Linked DNA regions of Homo sapiens: region 1 is linked to region 2. Evidence: chromatin loops called from intact Hi-C (ENCODE). Cell type or tissue: HepG2. All regions are shown on one strand. Each heading gives the region's core, and the rest is flanking DNA. Links, peaks and the distances in the headings are about the cores only. Region 1 overlaps SCFD2 (sec1 family domain containing 2). Region 2 overlaps SCFD2 (sec1 family domain containing 2).

Region 1 (9,868 bases), core at 762-8,761, 120 kb before region 2:
CTTCCCTCCCTCTCTCCTTCCCTTCCTTCTTTCTTTCCTTCCTTTTTATATAAAATATCAGTATTATCTCAGATTTACCTTCATTTTTTCTTGGTAATAGCTCCCAACACATCCATTTTCTAAAAATGTTGTTTTCTTTTTAATTTATCTTTTATTTCAACTTTTATTTTAGATTCAAAGGGTACATGTGCAGGTTTGTTACATGGGTATGTTGCATGATGCTGAGGTTTGGGGTACAAGTGATCCCCTCACCCAGGTAGTAAGCATAGCGCCCAGTAGTCTTTTAACCCTTGCTCTCCTTCCACCCTCCCCCTCTAGTAGTCCCCAGCGTCTATTCTTCCCATCTGTATGTCCACCAACACATACCATTTTGATTAAATACTTGAATGCAATAGACTGCCATTTAAAGAAATGTCTAACAATATCCTGTAATGCAAATGACCTTTAGGCAATTGGAAATGGAAGGGTGGAGACTTATTACTTGGGTAACTGTCCTGAAGACACGATAGAGCCCATTATGCCTCATTTTCAAAACTACAGGCAGCATTACTTACTTTCAATACCAATCTCTTGGAAACTCTGAGGACAATCCAAGTAACAGTCCTAGATCACTGAAGGTGTTTAAAAGAGGAGAAGAAACAGTAAGACATAGTGGTTGAGGGGAAAGGCTCTGTTATTGAATAAGCTCACTTTCAGAGGTACCCTAAGGCAAATAAGTGTGACATTATTTGTCTTAAACAATCACAGTCTTAAAATATCTCCTTATGAGGTCTGAATTCCAGCTCCACCAATTTATAACACTCTGGACAAGTTTCTTAACTTACTTGAGCTTCAGCTTCCTCATCTGAAAAAACAGGCATAAAAAGGCAGTGACTTCATAGGGTTCCATGAGATAATACATGTAAAGTACCTAGCTCAGTGTCTGGCATGTAGAAAGTACTCAATCAATTATGACTTTTAATTAATCACGTTCTTAATATTTTCTCTTGGGACATCTATAGTTTTTCACCAGAATGTGTGCTTTATTTTTGAAAGCATGTTGCTTTTTAGAAAAGAGCCAAAGTTTTTCCAGTAGTTATACAAGGCAAAAAAATTTAATCAGAAAAATATAGAAAGTAGACAGGAAAGAACTCCAGTCATGACAGCAGATACCTTGAGAGTGGCAGGAAAACTTTCAGCAGATCATCTCAGTAGAATAATAACTGCACAAATGACAGGCATATAACTAGCAGCGGTCATAGATCACTTATGGCAGTTAGCACAATAAATTCAATATGGCTTATGAGTTAAGAATATTTATACCATATATAAATTACTTCAAGGATACAGACCAGGGAAGTAGCCTGGGGGAAAGGATAACAGAGACAAACTTTAGTCTAAATATGAAAGGAAATCTGGAAAGAAAATGAATACTTCTACTGTAAGAACACTTACAATACAAATAATAAGTCAGATGTCAGATTAGGAGAAAGCAAGGAAAATCTCTGAAATCCTGCTGAGAAACTAGCATAGCAAACCGCCAGTAACACTCTGGTTCACCTAAAAGAATTTGTTATTTTTCTTAAACTGTGGTCATAAAGACATTAATTGTTATTCTGTTTTAATATTAATAATATCACACTTCAAAGTATGTCATAGTATCTTTTAGGTCAACATTATTCAAGAGCATTACTATTCTATTCCGAAAGTTTTATCTTATAAAAAAATGATAATTTTTTTCCCATTTGGTTTCTGTTACCATATCTTATCAAAATAAGAGTTTGGCTTTTTTAACTTAAAAAATTAAATACACATAGTGCTTCCTGATGCCATTCCACTACCATACTATGTATTTGTCATTTTTCAACAGTTTTAACACATGCACAGTACAAACTCTTATTTTGGAGAAATAAGTAAGATTGCTGACTGAGGTTTAAAAAAGAAAATGATCAACTGAGCCCTTAAATAAAAATACCACATGCTTTTCATCCATTTTCTCACTACTGTATTCACTGAACAGCTCTTATAAGAATAAAACTTTAAGGAATATGAACTTGTGGCAAGACCAGAAAGAATATTCTGGAACTACGCTTTGAAGTAAAATGATTCCCCTAACATCAGGAGACTTAATACTACAATTTCACCGTGAAAATAATCACAGATGAATGTTCTGACCAGGACTAATTGTCTTTGAAGTTCTCTAAATTCAAGTATTAAAAACAGTGCTTGACAAAACTCTTTACCTTATCAAAAAGTTACAAAGAAAACAACTTGTGGGCAAGGCTCAATCTACTTTGGCTTGCATATAAAATCAAACCTGTAACATTAAGCGAAATTAAAAACTGTACAAGAATCATGTTACTAAGGCAATGTAAATTTGAGAGCCTGACCTTTGGTCCTTATTTCATAGTTACCAAGGTGACAAAATAACTGCTGGGTGACAGTAGCCACTTAGCAATCAAAATCAGAACAGTCAATGTATGTGCTCTTTCCTTGTGATTGTTTTATGGTATGTGTTCAAATTCTGTACCAAAAAGTACAGCTGTAAAAACAGATTTTATGGTGAAACAAAACATACAAAAAATAAATATTATAGGTCCAGCAGAACATTCACTTGCACCTGTATGGGTCCTATGAGGTGTTTGGGAGTTGTAACATTAAAAACTGAAGGCTTTTTTTAGTGATCTGGGCCCCCACCCAACCAACAATATTAGAGTTTTAGCACATTCTGTTCCATCTGCCTAGAAAACCTTTCACTTTCCCTGCCTATTTCACGCCAACTCATCCTTCAGATGTCAGCTGAAGTGTTATTTCCCTGGGGATGTCTTTCCTGACTCCTTAGATTCAAACCCTCTCCATAATATGTGGAGATATGTTATTTCCTCTCCTCCACAGCACTTGTCACAGCAGCAACTTTACATTTTTATACGTAGCAGTTATTCAATCCATGCTCTCCCATTAGAATGCAGGCCTCATGAGGAAAAGGGGCTGATGATGCTCATTCCTGCCATTAAAACCCTAGAACCTAGCACAGAGCTGGGCATGCACTTATGCTTGTTTATGGAGAGATGAAAGGCAGAGGAAAAATAATTATAGTTAATTGGTTAGCCAGTTACTACTGGTTGGTTAGGTAATGATAACTAGCATTCTACTTCAGGTCAAACAAAGTAGAATGCTACCTCCTCCACTAATCTTACTTGGTTTCCTTCTACTTTTTATCTTCTTTCTCCCTGTAGCCTCCTGCTATAGGGACCATGGAGCAAAATGTACAGGATTGGGATGGAGATCTCAACCCTGTGTATCATGGCCTTGTAGTGCCTGTACTCATTTCAAACATGCTTTACTCATCCTGGGCCTCACACCTTTCTTTTGGGGAATGTGGTTAGTACTCAAACATACATTTCAATCAAGGCTCTCTGGGGTCAAGATCACACCAAAAGAGTGGCTGTGATGTCACTGTGGCAGCCTTTCAGAATGGGTATGTGCATTTAATATGGTTCGGCTCTGTGTCCCCACCCAAATCTCACCTTGAAGTGTAATAATCCCCATGTGTCAAGGGTGGGACTAGGTGGAGATAACTGAATCATGGGACGGTTTTGCCCATGTTGTTCTTGTGGATAGTGAGTAATTTCTCATGATATCTGATGGTTTTATAAGGGACTTCCCCCTTCTCTTGGTTTCATTCTTCTCTCACCTGCTGTCATGTGAAGAAGGACATGTTTGCTTCCCCTTCTGCCATGATTGTAAGTTTCCTGAGACCTCCTCAGCCATGCTGAACTGTGAGTCAATTAAACCTCTTTTGTTTCTTGGGTATGTCTTTATTAGCAGCATGAGAACAGACTAATACAGTGTTGAACACAACAAAGGCTCTGAGAACAGAGGTTATAACCAGCAAATACAGGAATCTAGCAGGTGAATAGTCTGCCTGGTCTATGACTAGGCGAGAGATGAAGGCTGATAGAGTTTGGGGTTCAAGAGGCTAGGAGGAGCCAGCCAGAAAAGAAATCTATAATACCAGATACAACAGAGTTCAGAGTTCTTAGCAAGTCCTTGCTTCTTTCCAGACTATAGACAGAATCATCTTGCTTATAAGCACTGCCCTTATGACTTATTAAAACTCAAATGTTAACATAACATGTTAACTGACATCACCTGTGATCATGAGACAATAAAAGATGGCCAACTAGTGAAAATGTAAAGGGTCTTTCAAAATTTTCATAGATATTTTTAGAGATTTAGGTTTACAGAAATATTAAGAAGAAAGCACAGAGTTCCTCTATACCATCACCCTGACCCACTCCACAGTTTCTAAAGAGTCTGTTTAAAATATACATAAATTTAACTGTCAGAAATAAAATGTTCCAAAATCTGTTCCTCTTGTTTCAAATCAATTGGCAATTTTTCTATTTTAGATAAGCATTAGCACCAGTTAACTTATTTAAATGACTTCATGTTTAGTTTATTTTGAAAGAAAATTTAGTATTGATGAAGGAGAGAGGGAGAATAAGATAGAGAGGAAAATTCAGACCTAGTCTTTGTACTCAAAGGTAACTACAAAAATGTGTTGGTGCATACCTTTCAATACTTTTTCCTGTGTATATATTTTTAATTTTTAATATTCTACATAGTAACCAAATATTCTGCATATTATTTTGATTAGATGATAATTATCCATATAATAGAATATCCTGGCCATATTTGTACTTTATTAAGTATTCTTCAGCCTTATTTTTAAAGGCAGCATAATATTCCATTTTATGAATAACCATACTTTATTTAACCAATGTCTCCTAGCTTTGGACATTCAATATTTATTTGTAAAATTTCAAGCATCTATCTTCCCCAATTCATTCTTTTACATATATTTAAAAAACAGTACTTTGTAGGGGTGGAAAACCCTGCAGTGAAACATCAGATAAAATGACCCTTGTTTAACTTTAGACGGATGTGCACAGTCCAAGGCCAGCAAAGTGATAAATGGGTTTTGGCAGCTCATTCTCCCTACCTTAAGTAATATTACAATGTGTCATTGGAGTGGGTCATTTAGAACAGGAAGCCAGGGACACTCTGTGGTATTCTCCCAGGGTAAATTCACAGATACCTCATAGAAGGCTTTGGCAGGATTCTCAGTATGCACAGAGAGGCATAGAAAGTGGCTTTATTTTTAAGGCTCAGATTCAGCTGAAGGATCCGCTAGGGAATCCAGAGAAGGGAATGCCTGGGCTTGGGTTAAAATAGCTGGTTTATTCTTGCCTTCACAGTGCACAAAAGCTTTACTGATTTGCCCAGCAGTCATCTGCTAATCTCACACCTTGGGATAAGTAAGTAACACACACACATCCTCATTATGAATGAGTCCACGACTCTGAAGGGAAGGATATTCAGGAGACTGCAATTCTAATTCACATTAATTTACTACATTTTCATATCTGATTGGAATTCAGTGTAGATATTGCAATTCAGCCCACCATGGGCTGCATACAGACTTCATCAGCAAAAGCAGCAAAATTTCAAATTTCCTGTGAAATCTCCTAAATGCTATGCTTCAAAATCACAGTAGTCAGTCATGGGGTATACAATTTTACTTTCGAGGTGGCTCTTTGATTTTTAGATGATAGAACTCTGTGGTGGAAAAAAGAAAGAATGCTACTTTTGTTTATCAATTTTCTTATAACTTGTCTCCAAAATGGAAAAATGTGCCAGTTTGTTTTTTCCCCCAGTAATAAAAGTAATGCAACATGGTACTATAAAAAATCTATACAATATAGAAAAGAAGCTCTAGACAGTAAAAATCACCTTTAATCCCATCATCCCAAAATAGCTGCTACTATTCAGTTGGATAACTGGTGTGTATTGTTAGAGATTGTTTTCTCCCTGACACTTAAATATTTTAAAAACTATATTAGACATTCTGGCTTTGTAACCTTCCTTCCACTTTAATAATATACATATACATCTTTCTGTATCAATCGATATTTTTATAGCTTCATAATTAACTATTTTTAATATTTTTTAAAGTCCTGACATATTTTTTATGTTGACAATTAAATTAGTAAGACCATTTTGAGGGAAGGGGTCGTGTGTTTCAATGTTGACATCTGGCTTTCTTCCAAAGAGAGAAACTTCTTACTAGTCATTAATTAAAATAAAGAAACCAACCACTTATAGCTACAAATTTCTGCATCAGCAAAGAAAACTATGCACAATAAAAACAAAAATAAGACCACTAAAATGTCTAAAAACAGCTTGCTTTCTTAGAGTTGGTTTTATCAGTTGTTGACTTTTGAAATGAATTAAATTAGGATTTTTGACATTTTATGTGTTGTTCAACATGTGCTACTTAAAACTAGGTAAAAATTAAAAGATCAGATGATTGTACAAAGCAAAAGCATTAAAGCAGAAATTCAATTAAACTAAAAAAGATGTTCACTAGGCTTCATTAAATTGAAATTAAATTAATTATGAAAAGCGAAAGTTAATTTTTAATTCTCAAAAAGAATCTTAATTTGTATCCAAAATGATGAAGGAAAAGGGTAGATAAATTTTAAATTGTTTAGGAATCATTTAAGTAATAGATCATAAGTAGATGCATAAGAAATAAGTCATTGACTTATGATGTGTAAAGTGATTGATTTAAGAGAGCAAATTAAAATGATAAACATTATCAACTGGTGTCTGTGCTGTGTACATAATAGCACCAAATCTGCATTTACTGGTTGGCTGATTATGTCCTACTTTTCTGTTCACAGCACAGGTAGAAGATGATCTAGAAAGATGCTTTACTCTATAGGTTTACAGAATAAAACGCCTGATTCCACTTTGAAACACTGTTTTCTTAGGTTTATACATTAAAATACATCTCTTTGAGATTCTGATGAAAGTCATAGATTCCTTTTCTCTCTATAAAAATATATACCCATATTTTATAGACATAGAACACTCTCCCATTAGGCGCTCTTCTTTCTTGCTTACTAATGAAACTCTGAGAATAAAGACTATGTTTCCTAGTTGCTCTGTTAGCTAGATGTGCCATGTGACTAAGTTTTGGCCAATGAGATATAAGCATAAGTGTCATATTCAACTTCTAAAGAGTGTCCTTAAAGGTCAGTAGCATGGCCTTCTTTCACTCCCTCCTCCACTTCATCTTTATTGTTGGCTCGAATGTAGATATGACAAGTTGGAGCTTGAGCTGTCATGCTGAACTATGAGAAGGAAGCCATAGGCTTAGTGAAGTAAAACAGCAAGAGAGGAGGAGCTTCAGTCCTTGATGATTATGGAATTATCGTACGCATCCTGGATGAATTTTCTCTGGAGTCTGTACATTAGAGAGGGAAATGAACTTATATTTTATTAAGCCACAGTTCCTTGTAGGTGTTCTGTCACTCACAGCTGAGCCTAATATTAGGTGATACAGGTATAAACACATACAAGGTTACATATAATTTTTTGGAGGGAGGTGGTCCATGGACCCCAAATTAAGAATATCACTTTAGAAATATATATAAAAGGATAACCACTTAATGTTTGTACTTTGTAATTAACAAATTTTTCTTCACATCCATTATCTTTCTTAATCTTCACAATCATCACAGAAATAAATATCATTTTTAATCCCATCTGTTTATTAAGAAACAAACAAAAAAATCCTGAGGCTCAAGGCATGTTATCTTGCCAAAAGTTAATAATGCAGTAAAAATTATAACCAATGTGAATGATTCTAAATCCCATGGTCTTATCACTATTCCAATGACTGTAGTACATGTACAGGTATCCTCCAGTTTTGTAAAAAAAATAAAATAAAAAATCATTCTTAAAAAACATGTAAGAAAGGCAAATGTATGCGACTTAAATGTAAGAATTATATTCTAAAAGGGGGATTTTATTCCATATAACTAGAAACATTTTAGATATTATAAAAGCTTTATTTTAATAAAATTGTTTCTACTTTTTGATACCAGATAGTAATATAATTTGCACATAATTATTTAAAATACAGAAGGCCAAACAGTCCTTGTTTAATGTGCAATGCTTCACTACCACCACCACCCTTTCTTCTGGTGACAGATCCTATTATACCTTCAGTGGTGTATACCCCACGTGCTTCCATAACAACTTTACAACTAGAGCTGGTGGGACAAAATTGCTTCTCTGGTGGATGATATGAGTCCAGAATCTCAGATACTTAAAGAAAATCTCATGTGCAACAGATCATCACCTACACCTAAGAAGAGGCCCAGATGAGAGACAAAGATGGAGAGAGAAAGGGTACTGTTAGCAATCCAGGCTCTGGTGTTAGTGATACAGGAGCTAGAAATAACTTATTCAGGCAGATAGTGAGGATAAAAGAGTCCTCAGCAGAATTTCCCTTTTAACAAACAGCAGCCCCAAATTATTTCTTTTTTAACAAAGAACAGCCTGAAATATCGAGCTGCAGACATAGATAAGCAACCTGGAAGCTTGCACAGGTGAAGGTTAGCAGCTGTGCCAACAGAAACGGGCTACCTGGGGTTCAAGTATGTTCAACCTGGAGGCTCCATCTTCCCTTTCTTTGTCACCCCGTGTACAGTGAAGAAACAGGCAACATGGCACCAACCAGGCAAAGAACCCAGAGAATAATAAAAGATTAGGGGGGGGAAAGCCAGGTTTTCACACCTTATTCAAACAGCACACCTAGTCCTAACTAGTTTTTTGTGCCCTATGCAAATGACACACCTGGTCCAACCAATCTTTTGCACCCTATGTAAATCAGACACCGCTTCCTCAACCTCATCTGTAAAACTCACTGCATTTCACCGTGGAAGTGGCAACCGATTTCCCTGGGACCCTTCTCTGTAGCAAGAGAGCTCTTCTCTTTCTTTCACCTAGTAAACTCCCACTCCTAAACTCACTCCTTGTGTGTCCGCATCCTAGTTTTCTGTGGCCACAAGACAATGAATCTCAGGTATTTACCCCAGACAGTGATGTCGCTTCATTAGTCCCTGAGATGTCCAGGGCTACCCTCACTTTTATGTCCTTTGATTAGACTCAGTCTTCTTCTAATTAAACCACCATTGATGGGTTCTGCAACTATGGATTCAAACAACTGCAGCACAAAAATATTCCAAAAAATAGTGTCTGTACTGAACATGTACATACTTTTTTTCCTTGCTATTCCCCAAATCATATAGTTTAACTATTTATATAGCATTTTCCTAATTATATTTCCTAATTAGGTTACATATAATACCTAATTATATTAGGTATTATAAGTAATCTAGAGATGATTTAAAGAATACAGGAGGATGTGCATGGGTTATATGCTAACACTATGCCATTTTATGTAAGGAACTTGAGCATCCACAAATTTTGGTATCCATAGAAGGTCCTGGAACCAATTCCTGAGGGATGATTGTATGTGTTATTTTTCCCTCTGGAAATGCACAAGGCTTTGAAACTTTTTCACTTTCTATTGCTTGGATAAAGCTAATTTTACAAGCCCAATACAGTTGATCGAGTCCCTATAATTTACCTGAACCATTTTTGCCCCCAGCAGTAAATACCACCTGAATGTGGCTAGCATACCAAACATTCCAAGCCCTGTTGACCCTCTCAACACTGCATTTGGACTATCCTCTGAAAATGAGATCAAGATGCTGAAAAGAAAAGGTGGAAGACTTTAGTTTCCCTGCCAAAAGATCTGCAGACATGAGTGGGCATAATGACGTACAGACATACTTCAGAGATACTGTGGGTTTGGTTCCAGACCACTGCAATAAAGTGAATATTGCAATAAAGTAAGTTGCATGAATTTTTTTTGATATAAAAGTTATATTCATAGTATGTTTTAGTGTATTACATATGCAATAGAATTATGTCTAAAAACAATGTACATACCTTAATTAAAAATATT
Region 2 (9,868 bases), core at 1,070-9,069:
CCTGACAAAAACAAGCAATGGGGAAAGGATTCCCTATTTAATAAATGGTGCTGGGAAAACTGGCTAGCCATATGCAGAACGCTGAAACTGGATCCCTTCCTTACACCTTACACAAAAATGAATTCAAGATGGATTAAAGACTTAAATGTTAGACCTAAAACCATAAAAACCCTAGAAGAAAACCTAGGCAATACCATTCAGGACATAGGCATGGGCAAGGACTTCATGTCTAAAACATCGAAAGCAATGGCAACAAAAGCCAAAATTGACAAATGGGATCTCATTAAACTAAAGAGCTTCTGCGCAGCAAAAGAAACTACCATCATAGTCAACAGGCAACCTTCAGAATGGGAGAAAATTTTTGCAACCTACTCATCTGACAAAGGGCTAATATCCAGAATCTACAATGAACTCAAACAAATTTACAAGAAAAAAAAAACAACCCCATCAAAAAGTGGGCCAAGGATATGAACAGACACTTTTCAAAAGAAGACATTAATGCAGCCAAAAAACACATGAAAAAATGCTCATCACCACTGGCCATCAGAGAATGCAAATCAAAACCACAATGAGATACCATCACACCCCAGTTAGAATGGCGATCATTAAAAAGTCAGGAAACAACAGGTGCTGGAGAGGATGTGGAGAAATAGGAACACTTTTACACTGTTGGTGAGCCTGTAAACTAGTTCAGCCATTGTGGAAGTCAGTGTGGCGATTCCTCAGGGATCTAGAACTAGAAATACCATTTGACCCAGCCATCCCATTACTGGGTATATACCGAAAGGATTATAAATCATGCTGCTATAAAGACACACGCACACGTATGTTTATATCGGCACTATTCACAATAGGAAAGACTTGGAACCAACCTAAATGTCCAACAACAATAGACCGGATTATGAAAATGTGGCACATATATACCATGGAATACTATGCAGCCATAAAAAATGATGAGTTCATGTCCTTTGTAGGGACATGGATGAAGCTGGAAACCATCATCCTCAGCAAACTATCGCAAGGACAAAAAAACCAAACACCGCATGTTCTCACTCATAGGTGGGAACTGAACAATGAGAACACATGGACACAGGAAGGGGAACATCACACACCAGGGACTGTTGTGGGGTGGGGGAGTGGGGAGGGATAGCATTAGGAGATATACCTAATACTAAATGGCGAGTTAATGGGTGCAGCACACCAACATGGCACATGTATACATATGTAACAGACCTGCACGTTGTGCACATGTACCCTAAAACTTAAAGTATAATAATAATAAAATTAAAAAAAAAAAGAAATGAAAACTAACATTTAACAGGATTAAAATAAGAACATGCCTAAACTTTGGAACCCTTATGAAATCTTCCATCTTTCTTACATTTTGGCTACTAGGATGATGGAAACTACTTAACAGTTATAAAGAAACACCTTTTAGAACAAAGTTGTACTAGCTTTCATTTCTTCATTCAAAAGTGTCCTGAACATATAACAGGCTGCATGTTCTTGGCTTCATATCTGCATAACAATGACACACAGAACAGTTAATCTGAGCAAGCACATACAACAGTTAATCCAAGCAAGGATGATGATGTAGCCAGTTTCATCAGCATTGCCTAATACAACAAATGCCTTTCAGAGACTACAAAATTAGCTAGATAACGTAACCTACTCCTAGAAAAATATCCCATTTAAAAATGTAATTTATGTCACTGACTTTCCGTACTATAACTAGTGGTAAAGGCCATTGTATTGGAGATTGTTTCTTGTGCCCAAATATTCAATTTTCCTTACATCATTTAGTAACATAACCACCCGTTTAGCTTGGCACATGGTTACCTAGGGAAAAAGACCACATTTCCCACCAGTCCTTGCAACTAGATGTGGTCCTGGAAGTGAGATCTTGCCAATGGGAGGGTGGGAGATGTAGTGAAATTACAATTTCTGGGTCATCACCTTAAAGGGAACATACTCTACCCATCTGTTCCTTTCTGTTTCTATCTTTGATCTCTGGAATCAGGAAATAATTTCAAGAGCTAAAACAGCTATTTCGGACCACAAAATGGATATAGTATAGACAGCAGAACAACAGTAACTGGAACCCTCATACCAAGAAATTGCATTGCCAGCTCTAGACCACTGATGGAGATTTTTACATGAGAAAGAATAAAATTTCTATCTTGCTTATATCTACTGTATTTTAGGGTCCATTTATTAGAAAAGCATAAGATATATCCTAGCAAATTTAACTAATATCTACTCTGTTTGTCCAAAGGCCTTTTGAGATGGCTGGTGAACCACTCTTAAGCAAGCTGTTGGCAATAGGGAACTCAACTCATCAATCCCTCACTTACTGTTTACTTCATGTCAAGTATCAATAGTGCTATGCAAAAAGAACTACTCTTGTTTGTTATCATGAGGCTTTGTAGAAGCTTGGAAACTTCTTACTTGCTCTAATATACCCTGCGGGCCCATGAAACAATCTTTCTACCAGCTACAAGAGATTAACTTTCCTGGTGAGCAAGCATTCTCTTTGTAGATGGATTTGTTGTGATGAATTTGATGCATCTCTTTGCTAGAGGGAAAAAGCATTTAGAAAAAAACAAATAAAATATAAAAATACTCTCCCTAAATAGAAGCCAGTGAACATTACCAATAGCTAATTGACTCTCAACATTATAGACTGATAAGAGAGAAAAATATTCTTCACTTAATTCAGGCTACAGGGGCTGACACAGTGGAACCTGCAATCCAAAGAGAAATATAGAGAGTAACAAAATTCTTTTGAAATGATAATCCTTTGTGATATTAAATTTATGATAAGTAAACTGTATAGCAACCATAATCACAAAACACCTTATCTCATGCCCTTAGGTTGTAGTAAACCATGGCAATTTTAATCGAAAATAATACTTGGCACCAGGAAACCAAGAATGGCACCCTTGAAAATGCTGCTCTGAATAGGAAACTAACATTTTAGATATATTACAGAAGTAAGTAACTCTTAGCTGCTTTGAATTATAATAATAATTATAACGCATTTATTTCATTTCAAGTGGCACTCCATTATGCTATATAGTGCTGCTCTTAAAATTCTATTGTAGACTCCAAGCTTCCTGCTTCCTAGTCTCTCATGTTGACTGTTGTTCCCTGGCAGGGTCCTACCAGCAACCAAGAGAAACCTGCAAGTCCCCAAAACAGCAAAAGTATCAAATATAATTTTTTAAAACTCTTTTTATTATCTAAATTAAGCTGGAATTACTCTATTAAGTTACCAAGAGTAATAAAAGGCATACCCATAACATATATATCACTGTTTGAAGATATTTAAATTTAACTGTGATTACAATCTTTAACTAAGGCTCTCAGACTCTCTTAAACCTCTTTCTAAGGTTAATTAGTAGCCAATGAACAATTTTCAAAATAAAAGCATAATATATAAAAGTTAATAAAACTGGCTCCAAGTTAATTAAATTTATTTTCCTTCAGAAATATCCTGCCCTCCTTGAGATGCAACATGGATAACTTTGTGAAAACAGTGAAATGTACAATTCAGCAACTACTAACACAAAAAAATCAAAGGGATATTCTGCTTCGTAAGTAAAAATCTACAGGGTAGGCCTTATTCTACAGTCAGCACTTTTCTAACTTTTGTTCAAGTTGTGATCATGAAAACAGTGCTTAACATTGACTTAGGTCTTGACTGCATGCCAGGTAGTGTCTCACACGCTTCACATGTATGAACTCACTTGATCTTTATGACAGTCCTATAAGATGGTGCTATTATTATCCCAGTTTTAGAGTCTGAGTCTTTCCCACCCTTCAAGATCTGGTTTAAATTTCACTTCCTCACAAATCCTTCCTTAATTATTTCCCAATTCATATTATATTCTACCTCCCCCTTTTCCCACTATATTATGTGTATCTCTTACGGGACTTACCATAGTTCCCCCTAAAGCTCTTTATGAATGCTTCTCTTTCTTGTCATTACATCACAAGTTTCTGGGGAGGCAGACTCTGTCTTACTCACTTTTGTATTCCTACAATGCTTGGCAGAGATTCTTGCACGAAGAACATGTCCAGAAAATGTTTGTTGAACTTACTTATACTAGCATTAATATGGGAAAAAAGGAAGAAAGGAATTTAGCAGCAGCTCTAAAAACAAAGAAAGAGTCATGAATAAAAAGCAACAAGCAGTTATTCTGTTTCTGCAGATGACAGAACAAAAGAGATCCCAGAGATCATGAGATAAAACATTTAAATATTAGGTAAACATTAAACCATAATTATACTGAAAGAAAATACAGGTGAATGGTTACAAAATCTTTAGAGGTAGAAGGCCTAAATAGGACACCAAGAGCAAAATCAAGCAAGAGAAGAATTAAATAAATGTTCAAGGGAGCCAGCTCTGAGTTAGGCTACATGGTTTTGATTCCCAATTTGCTGTTTGTAGAGTCAGTTTATTCAACCGTAAAATGGGGATGATGACAATATCTGACTTACACGGTTGCACAGTGGAATGAAGGAGATAATGACTATCAGGCTCTCAACACAACGCATGACATAATGTCTTCCATAAACATTTCAAAACAAACCAATTAAGGAAAAGATAGAGTTGACTGTAAAAAGAAAAAAGCATTTATGCTATAAAAGTATCAATCAAGTCAATCAGTATCAAATGACAAACAGAAAAAAAAATTACTGTCATAAATACATGAAAAGCTTGTACAAATTAATAAGATTAAAACTCCAGTAGAAAAGAAAGGAAAGCCGAGCTCAGCATTTCACAAAACATTAATATATACAAATGAGAAAAACATGAGAAAACACACCTTATTTAAGAAATTAGAAAGTATTCATTAAATTTTTCTTCTTATTAAATCAGCAATATTGACAATGCTGTGAAGCAATGGACAGCATAGAGAGTCTTGTGGAAAGCTTAAATTGGCATATTTCTGAGGGCACTTTGCCAATAACCATCAAAAGCCTTAAAATGTGCATACCTTCCTAAAAATGCATAATTATTATACATCCATAAAAATCTAAAAAAAGAAAAAAGTACATATGTTATGACCTAGGAAATTGAGGCATTTATACCAAGGAAATAATCACTGATATGCACAAAGATGTAAACTGCAGCCTTGTTTATAAGAGTGAAAAACTAGACATAACCTAGTGATCTAACAATGAGACTAGTTAGTAAACTAAATACCTTTACAAAACTGACTGCTGTGATCTTGTGGGAGATACTTAATGCCATAAATGAAACAAATATGATATAACAGCTTATTATATGGTCCCATTTTCATTAAAACAACAACAATAACAAAATGTGTGTAGGTATGAGTGTGTGTATATACACACACAAGAAAGATCTGAAAGGAAAGATATCAAAATGCTAACACTGATTATCTCCAGGTAATAAAATTATAGATGACTTTGGAAAACCATAACATTTTCTAAATTCTTTATGATAAACATATCTTCATAATTAACAAAATAAAAATTATCTTTCCAAAAGGAAAAATTAAACATCAAGAGATATTCTTGCCCATTGTTCAGGTAGAATATATCTTTAATTGTGGCTGCACTGTGCTCCTTATAAAAGTCATACAGTAATGAGCTTCAGCCCACAGGTTCTATTGGTACAGAAACAGCTCAAGCAGTTTAGCAGAAAAATTCAATCAAATACAAAAAACAACTCAAGGGAACATCCTATGCTTAATGGTTAAATGGCAATAGAAAAAAAGACAAATAACTAAGCAGTACTGGATAAAGCTAAAACCTTAATCTCATGCTTACTCAGCAGCAAAAAGAAAAAGCAAAGCAAACATTAATTATGGAAGATTTAGTGATCTGTATGGTTATAGTTGTAGAAACACTTCCAATCTGTGTTTACCCACGCTGTAACTCATTGCTTTCTGCAAATTTAAAGAAACCTTTTGCCTGACAGTTCAAATGCTTGGTTACAGCTAAGGGAACAATAGTTCAACCACTTTGAAAATAGGCTAGAGGACAAAGTCCTCACACTTCAAAACTGGTGTGTGTGTGTGTGTGTGTGTGTGTGTGTGTGTGTGTGTGTGTGTTTAGTGGCTTTCCAACTTCATAATAAATCTACGAAAGGGCCAACTTCATAAGGGAGCCAGTCTGAATACAAATATATTTAGCCCCATCCTCCCTACATGGCAAGGAAGGAGCAGGCACATCACTATGTAACTAGATTGCACGTTCATTCATTCTTAACGACTGTTACCAAAGATTCCCAAAGTAAACAGTAGTGAAAGCCATGGTATTACAGTATTGAAAGCAATCTATTAACTCATGCCTTTTCAAAACCAATGAGAGAATAGACCTAGTTGAAAATTCTTAATTCCATCTAGTAAGATAAATCTTGAACACAAAATGCTAGAAAAAAGGGCGGGGAGGTCTAAGTACATAACTGTTTAAATTGTCTATCCAGTCTATCCCAAATGCAGTGCTCACTTGTTTTTTTCCTGCCCAGCATCCATTGCCCCTTCTCTGAATAATAGCACCCAGTTTTTATTTAGGGGACTCTCCCATTTTGGTTCATATGATCACCTCCATTTCCAAACTTCAGGAACTGACAGGTAACTCAGGAATGCTCATGCAATGTATTCATTCCCCTAGACAGAATAAATATTCATCAAGCACATAGCCCAAGCTAGTCCCACTGGTGACAAGAATTATCAGCCTTAAAACTTTTCTCTAAGCTCCTGGGAAAGAAGCACGTTCCTTTTGCTGGAGTTTCATGCTGAAAGAATGTAAGCTATTGCTGTTGGGCACAGCTTTGCCATCACTTGGAAAGAGGATATCTAAAAACAAAACAGTAAAAAAGTGAGTAGGATTAAAAAACAAAGAAAAACAGATTCCTGATAAACTATTTTTAAAAGCTGGATCCAAACATGCCTGAAGCTATTCATCACCATCTGATTTAGATTCTGTCACATGAGACTAAAAGGAGACAATAAATATGGGGGAAAGGAAAGTTAGATGGTTGTCCCTTCCCTCCCCAGTTGATCTACCTGTCTTGGTCAGCATGGGTTACTATAACAAAATATCATGGACTGGGTAGCTTAAACAAGACATTTCTTAGCTTGCAAACTTCGCTTCCTTCTTGGCTGTATCCTTGCATGGCGGGGCCTGAGAGAGCAGTAAGGGAGGAATTCTCTAATTTCTTCTTATAAGGGTACTAATCCCATTATAAGGACCCCACCCTCATGACCTCATCTAAACTTAATTACCTCTCAAAGGCCCCACCTCCAAATACCATCACATTGGAGCTTAGGGCTTCAACATAGGGATTTGGAAGAGACACAAACATTCAGTGCATAGCACTACCTAAATTGCTTTTAGACACACACAAAATAGACTGGAGGAGGTTACTCTATGCTACCTCCAAGCAGATCTGTGTGACTGTCATTGTACTAGAATACATCACCAGAATATTGGCTACATCCTTAAGTGTATATCACTGCTTACTCCAAAGCCTAACCCAGTGCCTAGAACACAACATCACCCAATAAATTTTTGCTGAAAAATGAATACGTGAATTAACTAATCTTTTGGGACTTATTTTCAATACAAACTAAACAATAACATGAATGCTATAATAAAGATATCAGTAACATGATATGAAAATACACAGAAAGGTCTAACTCTATATTGGAAACCAGATAATCTGGAGTCACATTCCAATATTTAACTGATCTGAATCCCTCCTGAAACAGTCAATGTATCTCCTCATCTTCTCCTTAGCCTTATCTTCAACAGGCACAAAATACTTTAATAATGAAAAATAATCCCCAATCACTGGCATCTTCTACTTGACTACTGAGAAACAGCTCTGAAACTGTAGCATAGACAGATGTTGGCGTGTGTGTTTTGTGTATGTGTCCTTATCATGGTCTACAAGGCCCTACAGGCTCTGTTTGACCTCGGCTGTTCTCCTTGCCTGCTGTGCTCCAGCCACATGGGCATCCTTGCTCTTTGAAAACACCTGGCACTTCTCATCTCGGGACCTTTGTTTTTGCTATAACCTCTGCCAATAGATGATACAAGTGGCTATTCCTTTTCAGGTGTTTGTCCAAATGTCACCTTCTTAGTGAGGCCTTCTTGACCCTCCTTTTTACAATTGCAAACTACTCCACCTCTAATACTTCCTATTCCATGGCATTTATCCACGGCATTATACTTTCTAATATATGATTCACTTATTTATTTTCTTCATCGTCTATCTGTCTTCCCATACTAAAAGATAAACTCCATGAAGGCAGAGATTTCAGTCTGTTTTTTGTTCTCTGTTGAATCCTCAATGCCAAGGAAATAATAGATGCTGAATAAATGAACGAAGAAATATAACACAAGAGAACTACAACTAAATCATGAAGTGCTCTGATTCAAATTAAATATGAAGATTTTCCAATCAAATAAACTACAGAAGGTTATGTCTGTGAACTCCTTCAGAAGTTAAAACTAGAGAATTCCTATAAATATATTTAAAACCATAATCACTATAAAATATTCCCTTATATTACAGAAGTTAAGACATAAAAATTATTTAAGAAATGAAATGTGTTATCACAAAAAACTACACCAATAACCAGAAAGTATAAGGGTTGCATTTACTTTGCTTTAGATCTAAAACAGTATTAAATATAAAATTTGAGGGCAGAGTGCTGTGGCTCACGCCTGTAATCCCAGCACTTTGGGAGGCTGAGGAGGGCAGGTCACTTGAGGTCAGGAGTTCAAGACGAGCCTGGCCAACATGGTGAAACCCCCATCTCTACTAAAAATACGAAAAATTAGCTGGGCCTGGTGGCAGGTGGCTGTAATCCCAGCTACTTGGGAGGCAGCTGAGATCGTGCCACTGTACTCCAGCCTGGGCAACAGAGCAAGACTCTATCTCAAAAAATAAGAAATAAATAAACAAACGAACATAACATTTGAGTGATATTCATTAGCAAAAAAATCAAGTGTGAAAATATTCATAAATTATGGTTATATGGGTTTTGTTTTTTGTTTTTTTGAGATAGAGTCTCACTCTATCACCCAGGCTGGAGTGCAGTGGCACGATCTCCGCTCACTGCAACCTCTGCCACCCCGGTTCCAGTGATTCTCCTGCCTCAGCCTCCCGAGTAGCTGGGATTACAGGTGCATGCCACCGTGCCCAGCTAATTTTTGTATTTTTAGTAGAGAAGGGGTTTCACCATCTTGGCCAGGCTGGTCTTAAACTCCTGGCCTCGTGATCCACCTGCCTCGGCCTCCCAAAGTGCTGGGATTATAGGCGTGAGCCACCGCGCCTGGCTGGTTATATGTTCTCTTACAGAAATTAAATAAGTAACTGTCATAGAAAACAATAGGAACACACTTTGTGACTGCAAAAAGGTTTGTCTATTGGAAAAACAGAAAGCACCAATTAGAAAGGGGCTTCCTGGATGCAAAAAGTCCCACTTCTACTGCTTGTAACAGTCCCTGTCCCTGGAGCACTCTTTTCCTGATTTCCTTTCCAGTAGAGACCACTCTAGGTAAATGGAAAGATAAGTTTAGCCCTGGCTGTCCCCACATGCCTTAACAGGGGAACAGTAATATTAACATTTAATGTCAGGAATCCCCAGCTCTGGACTCTGGGAGTCAAATGTTTTGTTTAGCAAAAAGAGTGTCTTGAAAATTAACAAATTTCCCATTACAAATTCAAACTGCTGACTTCTCTTAAAAATCTGCAACTTTAAGCAACACCGAAGTTGAACTGCTTAATAAAAAGAGGAACTAAAGAGTAGTTGCCCCTTGACACTAGGCACCTGTTTTCAGGTTCACCACTGTCCCCACGACTCCCTATTGTCTTACATCT

The links. Peaks named below come from ENCODE experiments on the same cell type or tissue, not always from the same donor. Only the 100,000 strongest peaks of a DNase experiment are listed, where the experiment ranks them.
Region 1: a loop joins it to region 2, with 5 times the contacts of the local background. A loop is called at or near these places in 3 of 110 quality-filtered maps.

Annotation. Positions count from the first base shown.
Region 1 is chr4:53,063,971-53,073,838 of GRCh38, forward strand. All of the region lies in intron 5 of SCFD2 (sec1 family domain containing 2), which reads right to left. Among named protein-coding and RNA genes, the nearest start is that of SCFD2-AS1, 140 kb to the left of the region's middle. In HepG2, for the core only: no CTCF peak of the experiment used is centred there; a DNase peak (open chromatin) is centred at 5,001.
Region 2 is chr4:53,182,379-53,192,246 of GRCh38, forward strand. The region is part of intron 4 of SCFD2 (sec1 family domain containing 2); the gene reads right to left. Among named protein-coding and RNA genes, the nearest start is that of SCFD2, 180 kb to the right of the region's middle. In HepG2, for the core only: no CTCF peak of the experiment used is centred there; a DNase peak (open chromatin) is centred at 6,013; H3K4me3 peaks cover 413 bases.